Regions from separate parts of the Homo sapiens genome. Here region 2 is linked to region 1. The links are chromatin contacts, found by Hi-C in ENCODE. All regions are on one chromosome and are shown on one strand. The core of a region is the stretch at or near the end of the contact, and the rest is flanking DNA. Distances in the headings are between cores, read along the strand shown. Region 1 overlaps LOC643339 (a long non-coding RNA gene). Region 2 has its middle 15 kb from the start of MIR492.

Region 1 (7,459 bases), core at 1,308-3,807:
ATTTAAGATGGAGGATTTGGGATCGTCAACCCAAATAGACTTCATTGTTCTTCCAAAAATGGCACGCACAATAAAAGAACAGTGATAATAATAGTGATTACATGTGTGGGCTCAGGTATTGGTTTGAAATCTCAGGTTATTCACTGTGTGACTTCTGGATAATTAAGTCCCTGAGCCCATTTGCAAGCCAGGAAGAGTAATTCCTGCCTGTAGAGTTGTGAGGTGTTTTTTGTTGTTGTTGTTGTTTGTTTGTTTGTTTATTTTTTACAGGATCTCACTCTCTCGACCAGGCTGGAGTGATGTTTTTGATATAAAAACCTATAGGGGGCTGGGCACGGAGGCCCATGCCTGTAATCCCAGCACTTTGGAAGGCCGAGGTGGGTGGATCACTTGAGGCCAGGAGTTCGAGACCAGCCTGGCCAACATGGTGAAACCTCATCTCTACTAAAAATACAAAAATTAGCTGGGCATGGTGGTGCGTGCCTATAATCCCAGTTACTCAGGAGGCTGAGGCATGAGAATCGCTTGAATCTGGAAGGCAGAAGTTGCAGTGAACTGAAACTGCGCAATTGGACTCCAGCATGAGTGACAGAGTAAGACTCTGTCTCAAAAAACAAACAAACAAACAAAAACCTGTGGGGTAGGCAGAGTGTGGAGAGAAAAGAAAAAAAATCCGCCTAAGGGGTAGATAATCTTAGCCAGGTTTTTAGATAAGAAAACTGAGGTCCGGGGTGGTTAGGTGACTAGCCCAGAGTTGCACAGCTAATAAATGGCAGTATCTCAGAACCAGGACCTACATTCAGGTTTTCTAATCCCAATTTAAGGAATTCTTTCTATTATGCCACAGCACTAAAAGTTCAACTAAAATCAGATTGAGAAATTTAAAAGTGTATATTCTATTTATATAACAAATTATGATACTCTCTTATTAGCCTGGAAGAGCAATTTGAAATTTTCAGACAATTTCATTCACTTGCTCTCTGTAAGCCCCAGGAGGATGTGGGTTTTTTCAGATGAGAAGGTATGGAGGATTAGGGGTTTACAGAGCTTCTCGAAAGTCACAGGGCTAGGTTGGGGGCAGGTGTGCTGACAATAGTGCAGCTGCAACTAGGCCTGCCCCCAACAGAGAGTCCCTCTGTGATCCTGCAGGGCCTCGCCAGCACAGGGGCGGGCACCAACTAGACTCCGATGAGTGCGAATTCACTGATAACAGTTAACAGTATTGAATGCCCCAGCTGTGCAGGTTGGGAATTACCTGTATTTTCCCACTTAATCCTTAAGATAATCCACCAGGTTTTTTTCGTTTGTTTGTTTTGTTTTTGAGACAGAGTCTTGCTCTGTTGCCCAGGCAGGAGTGCAGTGGCACGATCTCGGCTCACTGCAACCTCTGCCTCCCGGGTTCAAGTGATTCTCCTGCCTCAGCCTCCTGAGTAGATGGAACTGCAGGCATGTGCCACCACACCCAGCTAATTTTTGTATTTTTAGTAGAGATGGGTTTTCGCCATGTTGGCCAGGCTGGCCTTGAACTCCTGACCTCAAATGACCTGCCCACCTTAGCCTCCCAAAGTGCTGGGATTACAGGCGTGAGCACCACGCCCGGCCGCTACCAGGTTTTGGAGAGGTCATAAACTGAGGAGTGTTCTGCCTGATTCTAACATCTACACACTCACCCATTACATACATACATTCCATTTTGATAAATCAAGTCAGGCTTGCTAATCTTAATTTGGTGCCCTTTCCAGTAGTAATTAGTTTTACTGTGGGCCAATAAAAACCAAGATTCCATATCAAGCACAGAACAATTCAACCAACAGATCCCTAGAAACCTATCAAGAAGGAAGAAAAAGAGATTAAGGAGATTTGGGCAGATCCTTCATAGCTCTCCTTGCAACTTTAATCAACATACAGCATGTTCTCGCAGGGGGAGGTCCCCACCCTCAGCATTGAAAGTGAAATAACACACTCTGTGTTGCTGATCCTGGATTGAAACGTATGACCTACAGAAACTCAATGAGCTTGAATTAATGTTTGTTAAAGAAGAAATATGGTTTTTAAAAGTAGTATCCTTTTGATCCCTGACTGCAAAATACTCAGCTTGGCGCTAACTTAGCTTCTTCCCCTATATACCGTGTCTCTCTCTCTCTCTTTCCCCATGTTGTAGCTATTAAGCACAAATTGAGGACCATGTGATCCTTCATCCTGAGTCAAAAGCCTTTCAAGCTCCCACCCTGAGCCATCCAAGATTCCTTAACTTTCTTTCAGCCTCTATAAAAATCAATTATTGTTCTGTTTTATATACGTACACTGAACCTCTCAACAACAGCTTGATTCAGCAGAACGCTCTGGTCTTAAACTTTTCAGTGAAGCAGTGAGTGGTGAAAGCTTTAGTGTAGCTACTGAACTGATCCTGACAGCAATAAAGGAGAAAAAAAAAGTTTGCTTCCGGAATTGTTAAGAAATGTTTTGCATTGCACAATATCTGAACCAGGAGGGCAGCTCATCAGCTGAACATATTGCCACAGAAGTGCTTCCTCCTGAAGTGGGAGGGGTTGAAAGACAAGAAGGGTCACAGGTAGGAGCTGACAAAGCTGGCAGGCAAAAGCAGCAGAACATTGAACAGAAAGGCACTGAGAATCTCTGGATCTGAAAAGTGATCAGCAGGGTAAAGGATGGCCAAGGACAGAATCCAGTCTTCCTCTTGACCACAGTGCAGCTGTTCTTTTTCTGCTCCATGAATTTGCTAAGGGGGGAAAAAGCAACCCCTGGCCTGTCTACTGTCAAGGACAGTGAAATATGCTGGGTCATGACCAAGTTGTTTCTTAGCTTCCCAGAGCTTCTAACCACTAGACAGCACTATCTCTAGTCCTTGCCGGTAAAATCAAAATTCAGTGCTCTACAGAAGGCAGCATGGTGTAGAGGAGTGCCTCCCAAACTTTAGTCTGCATGGGAATCACCTGGAGTCCTGTTAAAATAGAGATGACTGGGCCCCATGCCAGACTTTCAGATTTAGTAGATCTGGAGTGGGGCCAAGAATTTGCATTTCTAACAAGTTTCCCAGTTGTTACAGATGTTGCTGGTCTGGGAACTATGCTCTGAGAGCCTGTGGTCTAGAGGAGAAACACGGACTTGGGAGTAGACAGACATGGGTTCTGGTACCAGTTCTTCCACTTCCGGTGTGCCTTTGAGAGAGCTGCTTCTTTGAGCTTTGGTTTTCTCATCTGACAGGACAGATAATGGCAGACAATGGTAGTGTGGTTAGATGCATGGACTGTGACTGTGTTCCGATCTGGCTCTGCTACTGTCTATGTGACCTTACACAAATTATTTTCACCTCTTTATCCTTCTATTTGCTCATTTATAGAGTGGGGGTAATAGCAGCATCTACCACGTAGAGTTGCCTTGAGCCTTGAGAGAGTGAGACTATGTAAAGCATTTACAACAGTGCATGGTACATGGGAAACACTAGATAAACATTTGCTATTATGATTTTTTTGCACTTGTTAGAATTACATGGAATAAAGCATGTAAAGTGTCTTATGTGACATCAGACGCATAGAAAGTGTCTAGTAAATGTCAATTTCCTCTCCTTTACCCAAAACAAGCAAGTCAGAGTGCTGACCAAAACAATGTCCTTTAAGTGGAGATCTTAGCAGAAGGGTACAGTCAAGAAAGATAACAGCATGAGGATTTTAGCTGTTAGTGGGGCAGAGTATGTCAGATGCCACCTCTTTGTAAACTGAGGGGTCCATGCCAGCAGGGCCTTCCTTTGAGCAAAGATCAGCAACTTGGACCATTTGGACAACTTCTGCCTGGTGTTCACAGATGTGGGAAAGGTTTAAGGAACTCCTGGCAGTATATTGAAAGACCAGCATTCCCTTTGGGGAGAAGGGCTGGAATTAGCTAAGCATAGCTCAGGGCACACAGGCATCCTCATTTAAAGGCTGGCAGGACTCAGGCTAATTCATTTCCTTCATTTTCCCCTGCCCACAGATCAAGGCAGCCCTAAAATTACCACGGAGCTGATTGCTGAGGGCTAAGACAGCTGTGGTCATTTATCTTCCTTTCTGACCATGTTCTCTGGAAATGGCCTGTGAATAAACGGCAGGATGGAAGGTTAGATAAAACTGTCCATCATCCCTGTTGTATCCAGTGAGAATCTAGGGAGTTACTGTAGGACAAAGCATCTATATACATTTTGCGTAGGCTATATATTAATAACTCCCTCTTGGATATTTTTGATACCCAGTAGTATACCCTAAAGGCCCTGAGAAGTCCCACAGTGAAGAAATGATGCTTTTTATTCTTAACTCATCAGTCTTCAAATTGTTTGACCATGGAAACGTTTTTTCATTTAGACAAATAATTCCTCTTAACATACGGTAGCAAATGCTGGACCAGGCAGAAATTTAAATGTCCAGATGTGGAATTGTTTAAACAGTGAGGGCCTCTGACCTCTAGGGGGAAATAGATTAAGTTTCCAGATGCTTTAGTTTTAGCTTAGATTAAGCCATATATCAGTTTCCAAATGTTTTAGCTTATTGCTCGATCCATACTAAGTACTTGTCAAATGCTGGCTCTCCAAATATCACCAACACAACCTGCTGATAAGTCAAAGCTATCTGTATTGTTTATTGTGGTAGGGAAGATCACCTCCTAGGCAGAGCTTTGGTAATATCTCTGAGGGGAAAAAAGCAAGGTTGTATTTTATTATTTAAAAAATTATTTTATGCCTTCCGATCAGTGGTGAATTAAAAAATATGTTTTATTGGGAGTTTGGTTTAAGGTGATCTTTCGGTAAGGGAGCTTGATGAAGATTGAATAAGGATAATAACACAACAGTGTAGAATTGGAAACAGCAAGGAAAGGATTTTGAGTTGAGGGATTTGAAGATCCTTAGGGTGTTAACCGTCTGCTGGTACTTCCTGTTGAAGAGTGAAGGATCTTTTTGGGAAGTTTCTGTAATGAATAATCAAATTATTTGCTTAGGCTAGAATCTCCTGGAATAGTAAAGTTATGCTAATGAAGACAGTGGAGTAGTAAACTTACGTTAATGTAGGAAAGAAAGTGTATGTATGTGTGTGAGTGAGTGTGTGAGTGTGTGTGTGTGTTGAGAGGGAGAGAGTTAGAGAGACAGGTCAAGTCCTTAGTTCCCAAGCTGTGTATATGGGATAGATGGTTTTCATTCTCATCCTTAATTCCTGAACTTATTATATGGATGTTGCATGCTTATGTATTTTATTTTAGTTGTTTCTGCCAGGCTAGACTGAAGTGGGATATAACCTGAGGATGTTACATGTGTGTTGACTGTAGTCTACGTCACTGTTGAGTTTCCACTGTGTGTCAATGCCAAGACCACCACCACTTCCCTTGAATGTGTATTGTGTCAATGCTTGCAGATAAACTCACATTATCCAGAGCTGTGAAACTTCTCTTAAGAATGCTGTCATCTGGGGACATATCAGCAAGAATGATGTCCATTCCTTTGTTGGATTGTAGTATATTTTGGGGCAAGGAACTTCAACTTGGAAATGATGAAGTGGGCCATTGTTTGTTTGCTGAGGATAGAGCCTCCTAGAAGTAGTGAATCCCTTGGTAATGACCATGATGAGGAATGCATTGATGTGGACTGCTTTCCATTTACTGAGGAAGTTCATATGGCTTTAATGTCTTCCTTATTTTACAAAAACAAAATAAAGAATGTCACTGATCACTCAAGTTTTATATGACATTTTTGAAGAAAATGATGAATTTGGTCTTCACAGGATCAAAGTATAGAATGAATTACAGGTTCAATAATAAAATTGAACTGATATCTTTGATAACAATAAATTTATATTCCATGAATTAAATGAGTTAAAAAAATAAAATCTTTAATCCCAATCTCTGATGTCATATGACCAACTCAGGAAATATTTTCTGTGAAATTATTTTACCTTTTCCTTTGGAGAACTACTTTTATCTCCAGGTTATTTAATCCTATTTGGAAAAAAGAAAAATTCTGGGCTAATGGCACAATTACTTTGAAAACAGAGGAATGTTGCTACCTTACGTACTATCAAACCTCTTCTGTTACAAGTTGATATGATTCTATTGCAAAAATAAAAAAGATGTGTCTAAGATCTTGGATAGTACAATTTTAATATTGACTTTAATAATCAAATACTAGTTGAGTGAAACCAGGCCTAATTGTTTAGATGGCAGGAACTACCTGAATTCATGAGAAATCTGAAATGCAAACTATATTTTAAGGACAAAGGATGTACAGTAAGTGAAGATAGTTCAGCTCAATAATATACATTTATTGAAGTCCACACCAATTGCAGCATTATGCTAGATCCTGGGAATTCAAAAATCAGTATGAGCTAGTCCCTGTCCTTGATCTCATTATCTAGAATGGGAGAATGAAGGGAAAAGATGTAAGTCAGAATATAGTAGGTGCTATGATATGGCACAGAATGCTGGGGGTCAGTTGAAGGCTTCTAGAAGAGATGATGTATTAGTTATGTATCACTGCATAACAGTGACCCCAAACTTAGTGGATTTGAACAATACACATTTGTTATCTCATATTGTTTTTAAGGGCTCGAAAGTCTGGAGGTGGCTTAGCTAGGTTGATATGATTTGTCTGTGTCCCCATCCAAATCTCATCTTGAACTGTAGCTCCCATAATCCCCACATGTTGTAGGAAGGACCTGGTGGGAGGTAATTAAATCATGGAGGCAGGTTTTCCCATGCTGTTCTTATGATAGAGAATAAGTCTCACTAGATCTGATGGTTTTATAAATGGCAATTCCCCTACACACGCTCTCTTGCCTGCCACCATGTAAGATGTGCCTTTGCTCCTCCTTTGCCTTCCACCATGATTGTGAGGCCTTCCCAGCCATGTGGAACTGTGAGTTCGTTAAACTTTTTTTGCCTTATAAATTACCCAGTCTCAGGTATTTCTTCATAGCAGTATGAAAATGGACTAATACATGAGTAGTTCTAGCTCAGGGTCTCTCCTGGGTTGTGCCCATCTGAAGGCTTGACTGGGGAAGGATCCACTTTCAAGATGGCCCGTTCACATGGCTGTTGGTAGGTGGCCTCAGTTCTTCACTATAGGGGCCTTTCCATAGAGCTACTCACAACATGGCAGCTAACTTATCCCACCTGAGTTAGGGATCTTATTGTGAAAGTGAGAAAGGCAAAAGTCACAATTTCTTATAACTTAGTCTCAGAAGTGGCATTCCATTGATTGTACAGATCAACCCTGATACCATATGGGAGAGGACCATACAAGGGTGTGAATACCAGGAGGCAGGGATTGTTGGCGGCCATCTTGGAGGCTGGCTACCAGAGATACTTCCTAAACCTAGTAGAAATTCCTAGGAAATATGACTTGACAAATTATTATATTATTATTTTAAATGTTTTAATTAACTGATAATCTTAGCTGATAATTTTAACTAAAATATGAAGG
Region 2 (7,459 bases), core at 3,185-5,684, 1.6 Mb before region 1:
ACTCCCAAGTAGCTGGGATTACAGGCATGCTCTACCATGCTTGGCTAATTTGTGTATTTTTAGTAGAAACGGAGTTTCACTATGTTGATCAGGCTGGTCTTGAACTCCTGACCTCAGGTGATCTGCCTGCCTTGGCCTCTCAAAGTTCAGGGATTACAGGCGTGAGCCACCACACCCGGCCTGGCCTATTTTTAAATTGAGTTCCTTGTCTTATTATTGAGTTGTGAGAGTTCTTTATATATTCTGGATATAAGTGCCTTATCAGATATCATTTATAAATATTTTCACCCATCTGTGGCTTGCATTTCATTTTCCTTTTCTTTCACTGGTAAATATGTAGAGTAATTAATTAATTTTCTTAATGGTGACTTTTGAAGAGAGCTTTTAATTCTGAAGTCCAGTTAATCAATTTTTTCTTTTATAGTTTGTGTTTGGCCTTTGCCTCTTAGCACCCAAATATTCCTGTCTCTTTGGTTTATTCTTAGTTTAGATGTCCCAATTTTTACTCTTTCATTCTCCCTGGATCTACATTTATTCCTGTTTGAGGACAGAAGGCAAAGCCCAGCCTCCAAGTTCTCTTGCTAATACACTGTGTTGGGCACCTTCCTGGAATTGTGTGTTCAGGCCTTTGGTAACTATGCAGGCCTTTGGTAACTTTGGCTACCAAATCTTGAGATAGAAGGTGAAATTAGACCTTCCTCAGCAATTTACAATTGAAGTCAGATAAGAAAAATGACTGCTTTATATGCAAATTTTTCTTTTTTAAAAAATTAGTTGAGTGCTTCTCTACTTATTGATAAACATCAATAATTATAAAAATATCCCTTACATTGCTTTAAAGGTTTTCAGAGTTAATTTACCTTTATCTTCTCATTTAGGTCCTTTTGCAGATAAGAAATACAAGAGTTTAAGTAGAATAAAAGGGTATTTAACACAAATTAGTTAATATTGGAGACACAAGTATTATTTGATCATTTTTTCCAGAGTCTACCAAGAATTTATTTATTTATTTATTTTGAGATGGAGTCTTGCTCTGTCGCCAGGCTGGAGTGCAGTGGTGCGATCTCAGCTCACTGCAACCTCCGACTCCCTGGTTCAAGCAATTCTCCTGCCTCAGCCTCCCAAGTAGCTGGGATTACAGGCACATGCCACCACACCCAGCTAATTTTTGTATTTTTTTTTAGAGACAAGGTTTCACCATGTTGGCCAGGATGGTTTCGATCTCCTGACCTTGTGATTCGCCTGCCTCGGCCTCCCAAAGTGCTGGGATTACAGGCGTGAGCCACTGCGCCTCGCCCCAAGAATATTTACCATTCACCATGCAAAAATGAGTGGGAGGAGAGGGTAGCACTGGGCTCTGTCTACTAATCTGATGAAGCTCAGCTATAGTCAGAACCATAGAATTGCAGATTCTTGATGCTGAAAGGGGCCTTGAAACTTCAGAGTGCATCCCTTCACCCACCAGAGGAATCCTTAGATTGCTCTTGTTGGTTGATAATCTTCTGGCTCCCAGGCACTTTCAAAAAGAAAGCTTAAAACTTTTCAAGCCCGTGGGATCAATTCTTGGATAATTTTAAGTATTGGAAAATCATTTTATGTATGGAGCCTAACTTAGCCTCCCCTGTAAATTTCACCCGTTGGTGACACAAAACAACTAGTGCCATTCTTTATTGGCAGCTCTTCAAATATCGAAGAGTACCTTAAACCATCACTTCCATGGTTGCCACCTGTTCTATCAACTATTTTGTGTTTAATTTGGATTCCAGACTTACAGCTGTGATAGTCACTTCTTGCTAGATGCAATTCCGATTGTCTATATCTTTTGTGCCTAAATCAAACCTACACATCAGATATGGCCTGGCTGGGAGAGTTTTGTGAGCCTGTTAGCTCCTTTGCTCTGGGTGAGGGCTGCCCAGTGGTGTTAGTTACTTATCAGCTACATTGCAGTGCTGACACGTGTTGGGCTTGTGATTAGCCAAAACGCAAATTTTATTTTCTCCTGTGGATTTTGGCTAAGCCAGTTCTCTAATATCTTTTCTTATGTAATTGCTATCTTCAATATAAATGCAGGGATTTACAGTTAATATTACTATTTAACATTAATGATAATACTAGTAACTAGCATCTTTTGAGGACTTACTATATTTATCTTGTTGGGTTTTCCCCAGGATGTGCCTCTTGGGATCATTTTGAATCTTATTTCTTCCCTTTTCTTGGTTTTTCTCTCTACTGAGAGAAATGTTTGTATATTTAGTTCCTACCCATCTGGGTCTCCTGTCTGCCCAGATATATTTTAATTTTGGCTAGTTTATAGTGATGGTAGGATTGTAAGACCTCATGGAAGGAATTAAAGCCACCCAGATTTCTGCATGTATATCCATGTATTCCTCCATTGATATGGTTCGACTGTGTCCCCACCCAAATCTTATCTTGAATTATAGTTCCCATAATCCCCACCTGTTGGCCATTGGGGCAGTTATGGTTGGGTGGCCTGATGAGGGGGTCAAGATGCTTCCCCAAGTGCCTAATTTTATGTAAGCTTCTGGTGCTAGCAAAAAGGAGCCTTACATTACAGATAGATATTGAGGATTCTGGAAAAAATTTCCAGTCATAGAACTAAGATAATGCTCTAGAGATTGGAGTCTTTGGAGATAGTTTTTCGAGGACCCTGCCACCATCCAGCTTCCTCTCTGCTCAGGACTCCTTTAATCTGGTGTCAGTGGATTTCTCCCATCACTTTGGACATGTTCCAATTAGATTGTAATGCACCAGCATTCTTCTCCTTGACTTAAAAAAAACAGGAGGAGAATTATATTCCTTTTGTTGATAGGATTTCTCTTATAGTGTCATCATCTTCCTTTTTCTTATGCTCCCGATCTTCTGAAATCATGCTTCCCTGTGAGCCATTCCTGAATTTTTTGGTGTGTTCCCTGAGTATGGGACACACCTCAGATGGATCCGGGGATAGTTTCTTTTTGACTTGATCCAAGATATACCTCTTCATGAAAATGTATGTTGATCAGGGACTGTGGGTATGTATAGGGTCAACATTCTCTCCCATCTGCTTTTAAGTAAGTGCTGACTTTGCCAGGCCAGGTGAATGAGCCTACAGTCATTTTAAGGTGGAAATAATTGGTTAGTTTAGACTATTTCAGCATTTCCAACACCTAGATTCTAGTAGATATTCCTTGAAAAAGGTGTTAGCAGTGGTGAGTCCATACAGGTCTGCAGCAACCTCAATTCTTCCCTCTTCAGAAGAAAATATTTGACACAGAGACCAAGGCAAGTTTTAGAGGAATGAAAGTTTATTCAAAAGCTTTACAGCAGGAATGAAAGGAAGTGAACTTGGAAGAGGGCCAAGGGGGTGACTGGAGAGATCAAGTGCATGGATTCCCCATTGACTTGGGATTTTATATGTTGTCATATTTCCAGGAGCTTGTGTCCCTTGTCTCCTGATTCTTCCCTTGGGTGGGCTCTCCGCATCCGCAGTGGCTGCCAGCACTTAGGAGTGATGCATGCACGGTATGTTTACTGGAGTTGTACGCATGCTCACTCGAGGCATTCTTCTCTTACCAGTTGAATGTTCCTAGAAGGTCATATACCAGTTAAACTTTGCCATTTTGCCTCTTTTTTGCTTGAGCCCACTGGCCCAACTCCTGAGATCTTATCAGGAAACTGCTGATTCCCAGCTTCAGGTGTTTCTATCTATTGGGAGACTGCCTTTCTCTGGTGCTGGCTGTGACCAATTATTATTTTATTTTATTTTATTCTTTTATTTAGATTCTCGCTCTGTAGCCTAGGCTGGAGTGCAGTGGTGCGATCTCGGCTCACTGCAACCTCCGCCTCCCAGGTTCAAGCGATTCTCCTGCCTCAGGCTCCCGGGGAAGCTGGGATTACAGGTGCCCGCAACCATGCCCTGCCAATTTTTGTATTTTTATTAGAGATGGGGTTTCACTGTGTTGGCCAAGCTGGTCTCAAACTCCAGACCTCAAGAGATCCGCCTGCCTCAGCCTCCCAAAGTGCTGGGATTACAGGTGTGAGCCACCGTGCCCGGCCCAATTATTATTTTAGAGAGACAGTTAACAACTGCCTGACCTCAGTGGTTGCCTGACACTCCTGGAGTGGGGCAGGGGAGCCCTCTTCTGCCCTGCTCAGGTCTAACTAGCTACCTACTATCACAAAAGGAGTCTGGTTAAAAAGGTATTGTGGCAAAAGGGAGTATAGTATGGGTTCCCCAACCTTACTTGGCCGCAACACCTTTGTGTGGCTGAGCATCTTGGGATCAGCAGCCTGCAGGACACTGGAAATTGCTGGACTGAAGGTCAGTGATCTGAGAGACAGGAAAGTACCCGCAGCGAGACAGTGCGAAGAGAGCAATTTTAGAAATACTTCTGCTTTTGTTTCTCAGTTTTTGTTTCTCGGTGCTTATTTTTAACCTAAGTAGTAGTCATTTGAAGCTCTCAGAAGCTCATGGGCTCTTATCAGATGAAAGTACCCCAGACCTTGCAGGATTAGGAACATCATCTGGCCTGAACAGAAGGTAAAATTGCTGTCTGATTTTCTTTTTAGAGAAACCTGTTAGTGAAGCTGGCGATTCAGTTCTTTCTGGTATACATTTAGGACCTGTTAAATATATATTCTGCCTCAAGGGGAAATCATATTCTAAAAAGTAAACAATTCATAGGCAATTCTTGTACCTTGAGAATCCATTAATGGCTTTCAGAAGGCAAATTTTGTTGTCAAGGGGACAGGTTATATGGGCAACTTGCTTCTATTAATACTTTTCTGGGCAGATTAACTAAATGAACTAATATTTAACTTGGTCTAATAGAATGTTAGCCAGAACAGTGCCTGGTAACAACAACAATAATACTAGCTAACATTTCTTAAGTGGTCACTATGTCCCATAACTATTATACATGTGTTAACTAATTTAATCCTCACAAAAATGCAATGAGGTAGCTGTTATTTTTACTCCCACTTTATAAATGAGAAAATATAGTAATATAGCATATTTTACATATATACAGTAATATTGTAGCAGGACGAGCTGCAGACAAAACCCCTCAGACACCGAGTTAAGGAAGGGCTTTATTCGGCTGGGAGCGTCGGCAAGACTCACGTCTCCAACAACTGAGCTCCCCAAGTGAGCAATTCCTGTCCCTTTTAAGGGCTTACAACTCTAAGGGGGTCCGCGTGAGAGGATCGTGATCGATTGAGCAAGCTGGGAGTACGTGACTGGGGGCTGCATGCACTGGTAATCAGAACGGAACAGGACAGGGATTTTCACAATGCTTTTCCATATAATGTCTGGAATCTATAGATGACATAACCGCTTAGGTTAGGGGTCGATCTTTAACTACCAGGCCCAGGGCTCAGCGCTGGGCTGTCTGCCTGTGGATTTCATTTCTGCCTTTTAGTTTTTACTTCTTTATTTGGAGGCAGAAATTGGGTGTAAGACAATATGAGGGGTGGTCTCCTCCCTTAATATAGCATAATAGTGAGGCTAGAACCAGTGATTGGCTCTGTATTCATAAGAGTGAGTAACAAAGCAAAGCAGATTTTACAGTAAGTTCTTTCTTTTTTTTTTTTTTTTTTTTTTTTTTTTGAGACAGTCTCGCTCTGTGATCCAAGCTGGAGTGCAGTGGTGCGATCTAGGCTCATGGCCCGCCTCCCAGGTTCAAGCAATTCTTGTGCCTCAGCCTCCTAAGTAGGTGGGGTTCCAGGCCCCAGCCACCACACCCGGCTAATCTTTGTATTTTTAGCAGAGATGGGTTTTCACTATGTTGGCCAGGCTGGTCTTGAACTCCTGGCCTCAAGTGATTTGCCTGCCTTGGCCTCCCAAAGTGCTGGGGTTATAGGCGTGAGCCACTGCTCCCAGCCTATAGTACAGTTCTTTAATTTTGAGATTGAGCTCAGTTTCATAAAATCCTAGGTAGCATGTAATATATAATTAATTTTGGATTACTTTGTTCTCCTTTAGATATCTATCATAGGATTTTTAACTTCTAATTTGGAATTTTTAGACATCAGTAGATAGTATAAAAATGGAATTTACTTATGTATTTATTCAACAGCCTTTTTGGGGGCCAGTTTCTGAATTTGATTTTAGGGATGCAAAGATGACAGAGCCCATAGTTCCCTGTACTTACAGAGATGTCATCAAATGGCAAAGAGGTATAATCCTTCAAGCAGTTATCATTTCTTATGCCGTGATAGGAAAAGTGGTTTCATAAATCTTACTTTAAAAAGTCAAAGAGAAAAAGTCTGTAGGCTGCCTGCCGTGGGTCTGGACGCCAGGGAGGTGTCACACCTCTCAGATGACTTTTGAGTTGTTCCCCAGCCCTGGCTCGATTTCACCCAGAGCCCTCAGCTGCAGCTGGTAGCGTAATGTTGCTCCCGAATGTGGGTTTCTTAAGGCTGGGGAGAGGGCTTATCAGGGAGAGAGATCATGTGCTGTGAAAGGAGCACCACAGGCCCCTTTGATGATCTCCTTAAATGCCCTTTTCAACAGGGTCAGGTGTGCTTTTTGTAATGCAAATGAAGAGAGGAAAGCTGAGCGCAGGAGAGTTCTCTCGTGAGGGAAAGAGAAAGGCTGGCAGTGTGCTTGGCTGTGATGGAACTCATTTGACACTGAGGACTGGGTTATTCTTGTTTGTTTGTTTGTTTGTTTTCTTTTTGAGACAGAGTCTCGCTCTGTTGCCCAAGCTGGAGTGCAGTGACGTGATCTCGGCTCACTGCAACTTTCACCTCCTGGGTTCAAGTGATTCTCATGTCTCTGCCTCCCGAGTAGCTGGGATTACAGGTGTGCACCACCTCACCTGGATAATTTTTGTATTTTTAATAGAGACAGGGTTTCACCATGTTGGCCAGGTTGGTCTCAAACTCTTGACCTCAAGTGATCTGCTTGCCTCAGCCTCTCAAAGTGCTGTAATAATAGGCGTGAGTCACCTCACCTGGCCAGGACTAGGTTATTGATCATGGTGAGCAGGGGCCAGGGCCCTGGAGGCCTGTGTTTACTCATATTAGGCCCTGGCCATAAAGCCCATGCTTCCTTGCTTGAATCAACTTTAAAGGAAAGCAGGGGGGAGGGAGGGGATAGGAGCCAATGTCTCTGGGAAATTCTGCACCAAGACTCATTTTAAGTCAGTAGGCAGGGTTCTGAGCTCTTTCTTAGAGAAGCCAACTCTAGCAGCCAACCTCGGCCCTTACTGTAATCTGAAAGTGCCATGCCCCCGAAATCCAAGTTGCTATTTGGTGTGCTGTAATGATTAAATATTCATTTGTCTAACGGATTGTGTGATTTCACAGTTTAGCGATACTCTCTAGATGAAATAATTGGCCAAAAGCAATGTTGGGAGGTTTTGTTTTTGAAAAATGTTTATTGAATGTTTCATATGTGCCAGATGTTATTCTAAGTACTTTTCATCTCCTTAACTCAGTTAAATTTCACCACAGC

Evidence for each region. A loop is a pair of places that touch in the nucleus more often than their neighbours do. Pooled maps may share reads with other maps.
Region 2: a loop to region 1 is called in a map with no recorded cell type, with 3 times the contacts of the local background. The contact joins two enhancer-like sites. A Hi-C loop is called at or near these places in 2 of 37 single-sample maps with no recorded cell type and 1 of 50 pooled maps.

The regions. Positions count from the first base shown.
Region 1 is chr12:93,239,354-93,246,812 of GRCh38, reverse strand. All of the region lies in intron 2 of LOC643339 (a long non-coding RNA gene), which reads left to right. Among named protein-coding and RNA genes, the nearest start is that of LINC02412, 69 kb to the right of the region's middle. RefSeq lists an enhancer at 2,852-3,111. Within about 2 kb of position 2,557, at least 16 of the 41 ENCODE cell types and tissues checked have a DNase peak (open chromatin) inside an H3K27ac peak, as active enhancers do.
Region 2 is chr12:94,815,171-94,822,629 of GRCh38, reverse strand. No RefSeq gene overlaps it. Among named protein-coding and RNA genes, the nearest start is that of MIR492, 15 kb to the left of the region's middle. RefSeq lists enhancers at 4,070-4,589, 6,570-6,659, 6,180-6,819. Within about 2 kb of position 4,434, at least 3 of the 41 ENCODE cell types and tissues checked have a DNase peak (open chromatin) inside an H3K27ac peak, as active enhancers do.